Regions from separate parts of the Homo sapiens genome. Here region 2 is linked to region 1. Evidence: read pairs that join two places in POLR2A ChIA-PET (ENCODE). Cell type or tissue: OCI-LY7. All regions are shown on one strand.

Evidence for each region. ChIA-PET counts read pairs that join two places held together with the same protein. Peaks named below come from ENCODE experiments on the same cell type or tissue, not always from the same donor. Only the 100,000 strongest peaks of a DNase experiment are listed, where the experiment ranks them.
Region 2: POLR2A ChIA-PET joins it to region 1 with 6 read pairs; 1 of 35 experiments calls an interaction of 5 or more read pairs at or near these places.

The regions. Positions count from the first base shown.
Region 1 is chr1:157,506,164-157,514,163 of GRCh38, forward strand. It overlaps FCRL5 (Fc receptor like 5), which reads right to left. Exons shown (of 17, transcript NM_031281.3): 17 at 7,214-8,000. Among named protein-coding and RNA genes, the nearest start is that of FCRL5, 42 kb to the right of the region's middle. In OCI-LY7, no CTCF peak of the experiment used is centred here; DNase peaks (open chromatin) are centred at 4,738, 5,498, 6,118, 6,448 and 1 weaker place; H3K4me3 peaks cover 3,856 bases; H3K27ac peaks cover 4,978 bases.
Region 2 is chr1:157,815,895-157,823,894 of GRCh38, forward strand. FCRL1 (Fc receptor like 1) reads right to left here and starts at 4,226. Exons shown (of 11, transcript NM_052938.5): 1 at 4,113-4,226. The coding sequence starts at 4,143. In OCI-LY7, a CTCF peak has its summit at 4,293; DNase peaks (open chromatin) are centred at 1,532, 3,557 and 4,227; H3K4me3 peaks cover 5,024 bases; H3K27ac peaks cover 4,800 bases.

The DNA of each region.
Region 1 (8,000 bases):
ACATGTTTGAGACTGGATAATTTATAAAGAAAAGAGGTTTAATAGCTCACGGTTCTGCAGGCTGCACAGGAGGCATGACGCTGGCATCTGCTCAGCTTCTGGGAGGCTTCCGGAAACTTACCATCATGACCGAAGGCAACCTGGGAGCAGGTGCATCACATGGCCATAGTGGGAGCAAGAGAGAGAGGGAGAGTGCAGGGGTAGGGGCCACACACTTGTAAACAACCAGATCTCACAGTAACTCACTATTGTGAGGACATTACCAAGGGGGATGGTGCTAAACCATTCATGAGAAATCTGCCCCGGAGATCCAATCACCTCCCACTGCGCCCCACCTCCGACACTGGGGATTACATTTTAAAATGAGATTTGGGCAAGAACACACATCCAAACTATACTAGATGGTGTCTATTACCTACATTGTAGGAAAGATGAAGAATTTAGGGCATTATAGGGCTTTCCTGTCTTCCTGTCCCCTTTACTTCCTGGTTTCAATCTGTAATATGACTAGGTTTTTCTAATGGCTAGATTTATGCTTTAAAAAAAAGGACCTAAATTTCAATTTCTTTCTTTTTCTTTTTTTTCCCTTTTTTTTTTTTTTTTTTTTTTTTTTCTTGAGACGGAGTCTCACTCTCTCGCCTAGGCTGGAGTGCAGTGGAGAAATTTCGGCTCAATGCAACCTCCACCCCCCGGGTTCAAGCAATTCTCCTGCCTCAGCCTCCTGAGTAGCTGGGATTACAGGCGCATGCCACCATGCCTGGCTAATTTTTGTATTTTTATTAGTGACGGGGTTGTACCATGTTGACCAGGCTGGTCTCAAACTCCTGGCTCAAATGATTCACCGGCCTTGTGAATCAATCCCAAAGTGCTGGGATTACAGCTGTGAGTCACTGCACCCAGCCAAATCTCAATTTTTTGATGTATTATTTTTAGAAAAAGTCTATATTGATTCTCCACTACACACACACACATACACAAAGTTAGTGCATGTAGACTTTCCTCTGCTTTCCACCTCCAGAGTTCTGTGAGCCATAATATCACTTTTGTGTTGCACGTGTTTATAGAATTTGAATACTGAAGTAGCCATAATTAAGTGTTCTGTGCTTGAAGTTGATTCTAAAAATTGAAAACCCTTAAACAGTATTTAAGGCATTATTATTATGTAAACACGAGTCACTGCAGAACCAAGTACTGTGATTAGGCCCACGGAAAAGGAAATAAAATACTATGTAATTAAACCTTGGGCACTCAAAGGAGAATGTTCTATGAATAAAGGTCTCTTTTCTCCACTCCATTAATTATCCAGTTACCCACACTTCAGTTACTTCAAATTTGAACCACGACTTTCTTAGACTGTCTTGTTTTCCCTGGATTTCTAATTGTCATTCTATTTGCTGTAATTTTTATTGAAGAATAACATATCTCATCTGATTGTTTAGAATTGACTTAGACCTGCTTAGAATCTTTATTCTGTGTTCTTATTTCTATAATTTCTGGAGTGGAAGTGACTTCCTCTGGTGGAAGTGGAGCAATCTTCCCCAAGTCCTCTGACTTTTTGGATGCATTGTTTTCTGGGGCAGCTGTGTAGCTGTCAGCTTAGAATTTTTTCTGGGACACCTGAGTACTACATTCTCATGGATCTTGTGACATTTTCTTTCTTAGATTTTATTTTTATTGCTAAAGTTTAGATTTGCTGGAACATGTGCTACATCAGTATAACATGGTGATTAAGAGTGGGCCTTCTGAGTTTGAAACTGCTTCATATTAGTCCTGTGGCCTTGGATAACTGGATCTCAGCACTGTGGCATCTTCATCTGTAAAACGGGCACAATGCAGCTCTCTTATAAGTTATTTTGAGATGGAGTGAGACAATATATGTAGTACTGTTAGGACAATGACCAATAAATGATAAATCTAATATTTTGGTGGATTTTGCAAGCGAGAGGAGTAATGGGGTGTGTGCTCATTTGGCCATCCTGAATTGGCAGACAAGACATATTTCTGAAGTAGTCAAGAAGGCCCACCTCGTCACTATGCACATCCTCAATGCCCTCATGCCATCCTCGATGCCAATGACTGGCATGTACGTCTCCAGAGCTCCCTCCTGAATCCAGTCTTCTGTCACTGACTGTGTCCTTGACATCTCCACCTGCATGTCCATTGCTCAAAACCAAACTTCTGATCCTCTCCCCTAACTTGTTCCACTTACAGTGTTCTCCACCTCAGGATGGAGCTGCCATCTTTCTAGAATCTCAGGCCAAGTATTTTGGAATCATGTTGATTCTTTTCTTTCTCTTGAATCTTCATTTCATCCATCAGAAAATTCTGGATACTTTAGCTTCAAGATATGCCCAGTATTCCATCACTTCTGACCCCACCACCATCACCCCATCTCAACTGTCATAATCTCTCACCTGGATGGTGTAGTGGTCTCCTAACTGGCCCCCCTGCCTCCACGTGGCTCTCTGCTGTCTAGCCCCAAACTTGTTGGGTGTGATCCTATTTTATGTCCTCTTCTTGGGGCACTCCTCCCTCTGACTCCTGTATGCTGTCCAAATGGCCATGGAACATTTCATGCCTTTGTTCAGATCACCGTCTCTGTGAGGACTTCCTCGACCACTCTTTATTGTTGCAGCCTCCTCTGGGCATCCTAACCCTCCTATTTGGCTCTATTTCTTCTTTTTCATGGCGCATGCCACCTTCTAAATCATGACATAAGTTACATACTTATCATGTTTAGCGTTCCCTGTCTGTTTCCCCTGCTAGAATGTCAGCTCCTTGAGGGCAGAATTTTTTTTATTTGCCTTGTTTACCAGTGTATTCCAAGTACTTAGTACAGCAAGCACCTGGCTCAGTTGTAGGTACAGAATATGAATACATATGAATAAGAATTCTCAGTTGTAGGCAAAACTGAGGATGTGCATAGTGGCAAGGTGGGTCTTCTTGATGACTTCTCAACAATTCTCAGTTGTAGGCACTGAATATGAATTCATACTAAATAAGAACACATACTCAGTGAAGGAATTTGCAAATGATAGTGAGGAGCGTGGAGGAGCTCCCACACTGCCTTGCCCCACAGTTTAGCTATTGAAGGTGACATCTGAAGGAGGCAGTTTGGCTAATAAGTACAGGGGGCAGACTCTCCTTAAGGGTAAGAGTGACAGGGAGGTCACTTTCAGAGTGCAAGAAGGGTGACAGGAAACATGAGCATGAGCAGGGCCTGAGGGTCTCAAGGGCCCCTTCTAGCTCTAACCTTCAGTGATTTCAGGCCAGGTGAGGTGCTGAGCTCCCTGGCCCCAGAAGCATTCCAGCATAGGCTGGCTGATGTCTCAGCAGGGATGCTGTGGAGGGGCCCAAGCATGAGAAAAGTACAAGAAGTGGATGCCCTCAAGGCCTTCTCTAGTAATAAGACTTGAAAATTAAACAACTCACCCCTCCCTGACCACTCTCACACCCCAAAGCCTGAGGCCTGGAGTCCCTGGGCCAGCTGGGGAGGGTCCTCCTGAGCTATTGCCTCACCCTCCCTACGCCCCTGTTACCCCATGGTTATGGCCACAGCACCTCCTCCTTCTTCCCTTCCCACGCAGAGCTCATTCTATTTTTGGTGAGGCCAGGTGACAGTGACCCTGACAAAGAGCACTGCTTGGTCAGATGGAAGGAAGGCAAGTGAGGGGCACCTGCCTCTAAGCCTTATTCTCCCATGTCTTCCCCCAGCTCTCCTCCATCCACCAACATGGCCACAAGGCCGCCTCTGGACCAGATCTATCCATCGGGTTTGCTCTGTGGTGCCCCACTTGGAGACACAGGTGGACATGGTGTTCAGAGGTGTGGGACAAACACATAAGATGGACGAGAGCAATGGTGGAGAGATGGGAAGGGAGGCTGAGGCCGGGCGTGGAGGACACGTCCCTGAGGCACCCAGCAGCCTGAACACTCTCATTTTGTCTCTTTTCATCAGAGTCCTTAATCTCTTAAACTGCCTGATGCCAAGAAATGTAGAGCTGCAGGATATGCTGGGCCCCACCCACGAAATTTGTATTTATTCACAGCCTTCTTATAAGCAAATATGTTCTTTTGTCAATAAGCCACCCGGAAGAGTGTCTCTGGGGACATCACCCCTTTGCTTTTATTTCTCTGGAAAATAATTAAAGAACATTCACATCAGAAAGATTTTATGAATTTATGTAATCCCTGAAATGTTGAGTTTATGCATTCCCACACCTCCCATCTAATTATCCCATTCCCCTCACATTAAAAAGAAGACCAGATTATTTTCCATCATTTTCTTCTGAAGTATGCTTTTTGTTTTTTGTTTTTTGAGACGGAGTCTCGCCCTGTCACCCAGGCTGGAGTGCAGTGGCGCAATCTCAGCTCACTGCAAGCTCTGCCTCTGGGTTCACGGCATTCTCCTGCCTCAGCCTCCCGAGTATCTGGGACTACAGGCGCCCGCCACCACGCCTGGCTAAGTTTTTATATTTTTAGTAGAGATGGGGTTTCACCGTGTTAGCCAGGATGGTCTCGATATCCTGACCTCATGATCCACCCGCCTCGGCCTCCCAAAGTGCTGGGATTGCAGGCGTGAGCCACCGCGCCTGGCCCTGAAGTATGTTTTTGCAATTCAGCAGCTGCTCCACTGTAATGATGGGGGAGGGACCAAGAAAGGCAAACAGAAAGCAATGCAAACTTGGTAACAAACACAGGCACCTCCCCACCTGCTTCCGTGAACATCTGCATAGCGTTCTCAAACCTTACCTCCTTCCATATGTAATTCAGTCAAGCAGCTGTTATTTCTTTTCCAGTTTTATAGATGAGGTAACCAGAGCTCAGAGAGGTTAAACAGCAACGGGTAGTGGCCTGTACAGGAGCCAGGCCTTCCGGCTCCAAGTCTCGTGTGCTCTCTTCCTGCTTCACAAATGCCTCTCCCCAAATAGGACTCTGTGGCCCACGATACTCACTGAGGACATTTGGTGAAGTGACTAAGCATGGACTCCAGGGATGCACAGTTCTAGCTCTGACTTACTATTGTGTGGTCTTAGTCTAAACTAATTTCTTTAAGTCTCAGTTACCTCATCTGTAAAATAGGGATGTGGCAGGCCAATTCTCCCTGATAGTCACACAGACAGGCCTGCATGACAGTCACACAGACAGGCCTGCATAGCACCCCAGCTACACAGACAAATTTCCACAGCACTGCCTTAACATTGAGCAAATAGTTAAACCTAGAGAAATCGGTGCCCAGACATCAAAGCTGGAAATGAAACATATGGTCAGTAGGAGCCTTGCATGGGCTTCTCCCTAACCTGGAGCAAGCCAAAATAATAGAGACAGTCATAGATTCCTAGTGCCAGGACCTGTCTCTGGTCAATGAAATCTGAGACGAGTCAAGGTAACAGAGGCAGCTGTTTGAATAGATTCATTGGAGAGTCTAAGACAGCTCTCCGGACCAAGCCATAAAGGAGATAAGAGAGAAATAATCACTCCAGTACCACAGTAGACAGGCCTTGAAGGTATTGGAGGCCTTTTAATTGGACTTAGCAAGCTTTTTTTTTGCCTCTGACCTTCTAGTTGAAACAAAATTAGTTACCAATAGACTTAGGTGAATGCTATACTGCACAGAGGCACATAATCCCAACCTATATAAGCACTGAGAAAACTGTAACACTTTGAGTTGGACTGATAGAATTATCTCTGACCTTCTCACTGTATCTGGTTACAGCAATAAGTTCCCTTCTTTCCTAGTTTGTCTGCTTCTCATTATTGGGCCTTGAGAAAACACAGCTGAACTCAGCTTGGTTCCAGGAACAGGGACAGTAATGAATAAGTATTGCATAGGCCTGTTATGCACCCTAAATAAGATAATTTATGCAAAAAGCTTAGCATAAGGTATGACACATTAATTCCTAATAAGTAGTAGTTATTCTTATGGCAAGCTCTCTGTTGAGTGGGCAGTATTAATCAGAGGAGATTGGAAGAGGGCAAAGACAATAAAGTTGGTTAGTTGAGGTAAAATTAGGAGACATGAAACAGGTCAGCTAGATGTCAAAGAGACAGGTGGACTTTGAGAAGTGACAAAAGACAAAACAAAAAGAGGAAGTGGGCATAATCTTAGAATATTTCTTTTAACCACAAATGTGAGGGAAGCCGGGCCTCTCTTCTCTTTGAGGAGACCCTAAAAGTAACAGCTCAGAGATCTGAACCAACTGAGAAACAATCCCCAAAAATGTGTGCAGCCAAGAGACCACCTTTGTGATTGTGATGATTAAGTTTATGTGTCAACTTGACTGGGCCACAGAGTGTCCAGACATTTGGTCAAACATGATTCTGAGTGTTTTGTGAGGGTCTCTCTGGGTGAGATGAACATGTGAATAATTAGACTAAATAGAGCAGATTGCCCTGCCTAATGTGGGTGGGGACCATCCAGTCTGTTGAAGGCCTGAATAAAACAAAAGGGCTGATTCTTCTTCTAGTAAGGGGGAACTCTTCCTGCCTTGGGCTGGGACATTAGTTTTTCAGCCTTCAGACTCAAACTGAAAAATGGCTCTTCTTGGGTCTTGAGCTTGCTGGCATTTGGACTGAAAGAAACTGTACTATTGGCTCTCCAGCTTGCTGACTGCAGATCTTAGGATATGTCAACCTCTACAGTCACAAGAGCCATACTGCTCTCCTAATATGTGGGGCTGTCCCCTCAAAGAAACATTCTGCCTCTGTGGAGCCTCCTGAGACCACTGCTGGGCAGTTGAGATTTTGTCCCTCAAGAACTCGAGTCCACTCCAGGCCACACTATACTCGAGGCTGAGGTTTGCTCTTTGTTTGCCCATTCTAAATTATAGATAGACCCGTTTCACTGGGTCTGTCCTATCCCAGGCTAAAGCATGGGGGAATTTCTTCACTTTCTCCTTCCTCTTCACTCAAGACCAGCACAAGGTTGCAAACTAGAAAAATGTATCTGTTCTAAAGACGGAAGCCTTCCCTCTCATGGAAGTCCAGCCTCGAGAGCAGACGCTTAGCCTGCCCATTTGGTTCTCGCACCCTTGTTAATCATTGTGTTTGTCAGTGTTCTCTAGAGAAACAGAACCAACAGGATGTGTGTGCTTGTGTGTGTGTGGTTTTTTTGTGTGTACTCACATGCACCCATGAGGTAAGCACACAGATATACACCTATCTGTGTACACAAATGCATATACATTTATACACACACATACACATGCACACATACAGAAAGATTGGTTTATTAGAATGAATTAGCTCTTGTGACTGTAGAGGCTGACATATCTCAAGATCTGCAGTCAGCAAGCTGGAGATCCAGGAGATCCAATAGCATAGTTTCTTTCAGTCCATATGCCAGCAAGCTCAAGACCCAAGAAGAGCCATTTTTCAGTTTGCGTCTGAAAGCAGAAAAACTTATGTCCCAGCCCAAAGCAGGAGTTCCCCCTTACTTGAGGAAGAATAAGCCCTTTTGTTACATTCAGGCCTTCAACAGACTGGACGGGGTCCACCCACATTAGGGTGGAGTTTGTTCTGCCACTGTGCAGTTATCATTCTGGGATGGGGGTACCTTACTCTCCCAATGAGAAATTCTAAATTTCCTCTTTTGAGCCTGGTGCCTCCACCTTCTCAGAACTGCATAGGGCGTGAGCTTTGTTGGTGATGTGACCTCCAGAACAGACTGTGAGCAGATTTTTTTCTTTAATCCTGAGCCTATGCTTGCTGCTGTCCTTCTTGACTTTCAACTAGGCCTAAAAAAGCGGCCTCGGTGGGAATGCATTTCTCTTGCTCCACGTCTATTTTAGTTGCATATCTGTAGTGATGACAAATGCCTCCAGCCTTGTCCTCTGCAAGGCTGCACTGGGCTGCATACAGGCTCCTGTCTCAGGTGTCTGGTTTCCTCCTTGAAAGGTTGGGGCAGCAGAGCCAGCCCTGTCTATCTGGGCAAGGCCCTGACACTTGGAAGCATGAAAAGCCATGGTTCAGGTGGAGTGAGCTTCCAATGCCCTTGGAAG
Region 2 (8,000 bases), 310 kb after region 1:
TTAATTGTGAAGAAATAGAAAATCTGAACAGACCAATAACAACTAAGGGAATTCAATCAGTAATAAAAAGTCTTCCATCAAAAAGGAACCTAGGATCTGATGGCTTCATTGCTGAATTCTACCAAACATTTAAAGAACTAATACCAATTCCTCTCAAATGATTTCCAAGAAATTAAAAGAAGAAAACACTTTCAAACTCATTCTAAGAGGCTAATATTACTTTGATGCCAAAACCAGACAAAAACACAACAAAAAGAAAACTACAGGCTGATATCTCCGATAGACATAGATGTGCAAATTCTCAACAAAATAACTAGCAAACCAAATTCAACAGAACATTTTAAAAATTCATTTACCATGATCAATGGGATTCATTTCAGGGATGAAAGGATGGTTCAACATGCAGATCAATAGAAATGATACATCACATTAACAAAATCAAGAATAAAAACCACATGATCAATACATGCACAAAAAGCATTTGACAAAATTCAACATCCATTTACGTTAAAAACTCTCAGAAAATTAGGTGTAGAAGAGATGTACCTCAACATAATAAAGGTCATATATGACAAGTCTGTAGCTAATATCATACTGAATGGGGAAAAGTTGAAAGCATTTCTCTAAAATCTAGAACAAGACAAAGATGCCCACTTTGGCCACCTCTATTTAACATAATAATTGAAGTCCTAGCCAAAGTATTAGGCAAGAGAAAGAAAGAAAGGGCATCCAAATTGAGAAGGAAGAAGTTAAATTGTCCCTGTTGGCAGATGACAAAATCTTATATATAGAAAACTCTAAAGACCCCACCAACAAAATTTTATCTAATAAATGATAAAGCTCTATGTCACTGATTTGGGCAGCAACTTCACTGATGAAGTTGCTGGATAATAGATAGATAGATAGATAGATAGATAGATAGATAGATAGACAAAATATGTAAATCAGTAGTGTTTCTATATACTAATAGTGAACTACCTGCAAAAGAAATTAAGAAAACAATCCCATTCACAATAGTTATAAAATAATAAAATACTTAGGAATAAATTTAACCAAGAAGTTGAAATATCTCTACAGTGAAAACTATAAAACATAAATGAAGAAATTGAAGAAGATGCAAATAAATTGAAAGATATCACATGTTCATGGATTGGAAGAATAAATACTGTTAAAATGTCAATACTACCCAGAATCATCTACAGATTCAATGCAATCTCTATCAAAATACCAATGACATTGTCTTCAGAAATAGAAAAAGCAATCCTAAAATTTGTATGGAACTAAAAACAAATAAACAAACAGAAAACCCTGAATAGCCCAAACAACCTTGAAGAAAAGAAAAGCTTCAGGTATTATACTACCTGACTTCAAAAACTCTAATAATCTACAAACCTATAATAATCAAAACAGCATTGTACAGGCACAAAAACAGACACATAGACCAATGAAACAGAATAGAGAGCCCGGAAATAAATCCACACATTTATAGCCCACTGATTTTCAACAAAGGTGTTAAGAATACACGATGTGGAAAGGACAGTGTCTTCACTAAATAGTATTAAGAAAACTGGATATCCACTTATAGAAGAATGAAATTAGATTCTTATCTCTCACCATAGACAAAAATCAACTCAAAATGGATGAAAGACTTAAATGTATGACCCTGAACTGAAACTACTAGGAGAAAACATTGGGGAAAGCTCTATGTCACTGATTTGGGCAGTGATTTTTTTGGCTAGGACCTCAAAAGCAAAAGCAATAAAAGCAAAAATAGACAAACGGGATTACACACAACCAAAAGGCTTCAGCATAGTAAAAGAAACAATCAACAGAGTGAAGAGACAACCTATGAAATAGGAAAAAGTACTTGCAGTCAATACATCTGAGAAAAAGTTAATATCCAGAATATATAAGAAACTCAAACAACTCAATAGTGAGAAAACAACCCTATTAACAATGGTCTAATTCTCAAAAGAAGAAATGCAAATGGCCAACAGGTATATGAAAAAATGCCCAATATCACTAATCAACAGAAAAATGCAAATCAAAACCACAATGAAATATTACCCCATACCTATGAAAATGACTATAATCAAAAAGACCAAAGATAACTAGTATTGTCAAAGATGTCGAGAAAAGAGAATCCTCACATGCTGTAGGTGGGACTGTAAATTAGAACAGCCATTATGGAAGACAGTATGGAGGCTCTTAAAATATAAAAAATGGAACTACCATATGGTTCAGCCATCCCACTACTGGACATGTATCCAGAGGAAATTAAAGCAGTGTGTTAAAGAGATATCTGCACTCCCACATTTATTGCAGCACTATTCACGATAGCCAAGACAGCATCAATGTAGATGTTCATCAAAAAATTAATGGATAAAGAAAATGCAATATACATACATGATGGAATACTATTCAGACATAAAAAATAATGAAATCCTATCATTTACAACAACATGGGTGAGCCTGAAGGATATTATGTTAAATGAAATGAGGTAGGCACAGGATGACAAGTACTGCATTATCTCACTCATGTGGAATCTGAAAACGTTGATCTCATAGAAGGACGGTGCAGAATCATGGTTACAAGAAGCTTGGGTAATAGTGGGGAAGGAGGAATGAGGGAAATGTTGCTCAAGGGATATATAATTACAGTTAGATATGGGGTGTGTGTCCAGAATAGACAAATATAGAGAGACAGAAAGTAGATAATGATTGCATGTGGCCAGAAAATAGAGGGGTGAGGATAGGTGAGGCGTTGGAAAAAAAATTGGGGATGCCTGCTAGTGGGTATGGCGTTCTTTCTTGGGTGATGAAAACATTCTGAAATTGATTGTGGTGATAGTTGCACCACTCAGTGATTGTCATAAAAAACCATTGGATTGCATAACTTAAATGGTGAATTGTATTATATGTGAATAATATTTCAATAAAGCTGTTTTTAATAAAAGATACTGTAGCATGTTTGTATACTTATGGGAATAATTTAGAATGAAGAAACATATTGATGATGGAGCAAACTTTTTGAGAAAGTAAGAGGGTCATGGGCCTAATGCACAAGTGGAGAGTCTTGTCATCAACAAGATGAGGGGCAATATATTCGTGGTAGGGGAAGAGAAGGCAGTGTATGTGAATGCAGAGGTGAGTAGGTCAACAGCAACAGAAAGATGAGAGAGTTTTCTTCTGACTGCTTTTATTTTCTCAATGAAATATGAAGCAAGATTACACAATGAGAGTGAACAGAGAAGTATGAGGTGACAGGATAAGGTATGCAATAGTGATAATGGAGCAACATGGACTGTGAACATGTAGGATAATTGCCTGGCATTGCTGTTGGCTACCTGAGATTTGGGGGTCCTACACTTAAAAGGGGATAAGTCATCAGGGTTGTGCATTTAAAAAAAAATCCCATTCAGCTGTTTATGTCCAGGAGTGAAGCATGCAGAAGGGCGTGTAAACCAGGAGAGTGCTATGGGGGAAGAGAGATGAAGGTGTGCTCGAGGGAGTGTTGTGGTGGTGAGCTGCAGAATCTGAGCTGAGCACCATGAGAAGTGAGCACATGAAGTGTAGTTACTGATAATGGAAAAGTAGCCCTGGGGTAATTGAAGTCATGTTGGAAATAGAGTGCAGGAGAAAGTGAGCTAGAAACACAACTTAGTGGGGGTGGGGGATGTATGCTGAAAACAAAGGAGTGATGATAAGTTCTAAGGTTTGACTGTGGGAATGGGGAGTCAGAGAGGGATAAAAGGAAATAACGTTGGTAGTAAGAAGGGCAAGGAATTCAGAGGCCTATTTATTATACAGATTTTTCTTTTGGCAGCTGTTGAAAACACTGAGAACAAAGACAATTATTGATGGAAAGGAAGACAGACAGTGAACACTTCCTATGAGATAAAAACTGAAATGATAGTTTTCTTGAAAACTCTGGCTTTTTGAAATATCTACAACTTTTTGCCTGACTCTGAGCCCTCCGTGGAAGTGGAGATCTGAGCACCCCTGAGCATTACCTGACAGAACCTTAGTCCTAAGAAGTCCTTACAGCCCTTCAGGAAGCAGAGCCCAAGCATGATTGCATCCCATGCCCTGCTCTGAGTTGCCCAACTCACCACAGATCAACAGCAACAGCCTCGGCAGCATGAGGACCAGGTCAGGGATGGTACCTAGAGATGCCTCTCATCAAAAAAAGAATGCACCTCAGAGTCGAGCAGCAGCAGCTCATCAGAGGTTTGAGGAAGTTGATATCGGAAGTTACCCTTCAGCAGAAGTAGAAGGAAGAAGAACCCTCTAGTGACCAGTCTCCATTTCCTTTTCTATGAAGTCTGAGAAAATTAAAGATGCTCCTTTTTAAATATAGTTTGATTCAGTTCCACAAGCTGCAGATAGTACACATCAATATTTGAGGGACTTTTTCAAGAATTCAGGTATTTCAAAGGAAGTTTTCTAAAGGCAGTTTCCTACTTTGATGAGTCTCATCAGGTTATGGTCCTGCTGAAATTCATCTTTGATACATCTACAATACTTTTCACCTTTGATAGGGATGTCTCCTGGATTGTTTCTAATTGGCACATTCTTCTTGCTCAGCAATATAGTCCCACTATGCAAACTTTCTCTAGTATAGTCATATTATGCAAACATGTCATTAAATCAGGGACTGATGGGGCTGTCACCCCGGTTATGTGTAGTGTCTGACCCTTGCTGCATATGATGACTTATGTACAGGGTCAACCTATTCATACAGATATACGCTTTGATATTCAAACTTTCAGTGTACCAGTAAATGAGCATGAAATCACTGAAAAATAAAATCACGGCAAATTACAATCTGGGGGATATTTGAAAATGAAATACAGAAAAGAAGTATATGCAAATTAGCTTCAGGGCACTTGAGAAGGGTTCACCATTAGTACTAACTCTGGCATTTGTAAAATTGCCCCTCTTTTCCCTCAAAATCAGGGCACCTATAATCTCTCCCATTGCTACCTTTAGCACATTAGGGATACCAGTTCTAGGCAAGTGAAGCCTAGATTAGGGATTGGAGGAGAATAAGCTATCTTAATTTTCAACATTTCTTAAATCCGTGAGTGTCTAGGATTAAGAATAACTAGAATGTGTGGAAAGTAACCTATTAGGGGAAAGATGCTGTCAGGCAATGATGTCTAAGTCCAGGTATCCAGCTCAATGAGTATGACTGAGAAAAGAAACTATTCAGTGATACGCAAAACCAGAGGGAAAAGGGAGCAATGTTGGTAACCAGGCTAACAGCGAAAGTGCTGAAAACGAATAGGTATTCCATAGCTTTATTTATTGGCTTAGGAAAGCCTGTGTGGGGATAAGCTTGTTTAGTGTAAAGTTTCAGGACCAATGCAAAAAAATCTCCTGAATGAGAATGTAGAGCCCTTTAAATCCAGGGTGTAAAGCTGTTTTTGCATACACTCTGCTGTTTCATCTCTCTCTTTTTCTTTTAATCTGTTGGTTTTTTTAATGTTTTAATTGACACATTGTAATTGTACATATTTATGGGGCACAGTTTGACATTGCAATATAATACATATATATGTTGTACAGTGATGATCAAATCAGGGTGGTTGGCATATCCATTGTCTCGTGCAGTTTTCATTTCTATGTGGTGAGAACATTCAAAAGCCTCTTTCCTAGCTATTTTGTAATATATAATACCTTACTAGTAACCATAGTTACCCTACTGTGCAATAAAACACCAAACCTTATTCCTCCTATCGAATTGGCACCTTGTACCTGTTGACCAATCTTTCCCTCTCTTCCCTCCTCATTCCCTCCTCAGTCTCTGATAGATGCTATTCTATGCTATACTTCCATAATATCAACTTCTTATTTTTTTCAGATTCCACATATAAGTAAGTTCATGTGGTATTTGTCTTTCTGTGTCTGGCTTGGTTCACTTAACATGATGTCCTCCAGCTTCATCATGTTGTCACAAATGACAGGATTTCATTTTGTATGGCTGAATGGTATTCCGTTGTATATATACACCACATTTTCTTTATGGATTCATCTGTTGTTGGGGTCTTAGGTTGATTCTCATCACATCTCTTCCTGTGTGTCCTGCTCCAGTGCCTTCACAAGATGTTCAGATTAAAATGTGTTTCCTCCTCCACAGATATAAAGGCTATAACATTTTATTTGTTAAGCTCTCTCACACTTTTATTTTTATAATGTGATAGTTCATGCATGCATACAAAAAAGTAACATGAATATAAATTATGAAATACTACGATGAAATGAAAAGCCATGAGCCTATCCCCAGACTGTTTTAAGAACTTGAACATAAGGCGGGCGGATCACGAGGTCAGGAGATCGAGACCATCCTGGCTAACACAGTGAAACCCCGTCTCTACTAAAAAACACAAAAAATTAGCCGGGCGTGGTGGCGGGCGCCTGTAGTCCCAGCTGCGCGGGAGGCTGAGGCAGGAGAATGGCGTGAACCCGGGAGGCGGAGCTTGCAGTGAGCCGAGATCGCGCCACTGCACTCCAGCCTGGGTGACAGAGCGAGACTCCGTCTCAAAAAAAAAAAAAAAAAAAAAAAAAAAAAAAAAGAACTTGAACATAACATGATACTATTACATCTACTTGAGTGTGCCTTTTCTAACCCACTCCTCGTGTACTCTCCAGAAGTAATTACCACTCTGAATATTTTGTTTATAGTTCTCTTTCTTAAAAATCAGCTTATCGAGTTATAATTAATATACATTGAAATGAACCCATCATAAGTATATGATTCAATGATTTTTGACAAACATACACACTGATGTAAAAGCAATCACTGTCATGATCTAGAACATTTCCATCATCTCAATGGGTTTCCTTGTGTGCCTTCCCAGTCACCCCAAACCTCCCAGAACCAGGTAACTCTCCATCTGCTTTCTATAGATTTGATTTGCCTTTTCTAGAATTTCCTACAAATTGAAACATATAATATTTACTCTTTTGTTTCTAAGTTCTTTCCTTTTGCATAATATTTTTGAGATTCATCCATGTAGTATGAATAAAGCTGCTATAAACATTCATGTACAAAATTTTGGGTGACTATTCCAGGGTGGAATTATTGAATGAGAATATGCTTATGTTTTCAGGAAACTTAAATTACTTCCCTACTTGATTTTTACTATTTTACATTCCCACCAGCAGTCTGAATTCCAGTTTCTCCATATCCTCTCCAACTCCTTTTTTAAAGCCAATTCAATGCATGTGTAGAGATATCTTATGAGTTTAATTTGCATTTCTTGGCGGCCAATGAAGCTAAACATTTCTCATGTGTTTATTAGCCCTTTGTATATTTTCTTCCTTGAAATGTCTCTTCCTGTTATTTTCCTATTTATTCATAAGGCTGCTTGTCCAATTTTTGTCAAAAAACAAAAACAAAAAAGAGATCAGAATTATCTAATTTTGGTGAAGCCCAATTTATCTTTTTTTTCTTGCATGGTTAATGCTTTTTTTTTTTTTTTTTTTTTTTGAGATAAGGTCTCACTTTGTGACCCAGGCTGGAGTGCAGTGGTATGATCATGTCTTTCTACAGCCTCAACCTCCCAAGCTCAAGCAATCCTCCTGCCTTAGCCTTCTGAGTGGCTGGGACTACAGGAGCGCACTATCATACCTGGCTAATTTTTTAATTATTATCTTTAATAGAGACAACATTGTGTGTAGTAAAGACAAATCTATATCCAGAGTAAGTGTCTATTCCAGTAAGGACAAAACACTACCGCTTCCATGATGGAAGTGGCCCCTTTTAATCAACCTGCCACCTGGTAGCTGGCTGATTACTCTGGGAAGTAGTGTCATATTAGGGACTCAGCGTGGTCTCCACTGCTGGCATATTAGGCACTCCAAGGCAGCTGTAGCCAGGTTGCCCTTGGAGAGTGCAAGTTCATGATGCTGAGCCCCTGCATTAACTCCATCTTTCCACCATGGCCACTTTGTTCATGAGCCCACTGGGCCACAACACGGGTGGCTGGGGAAGT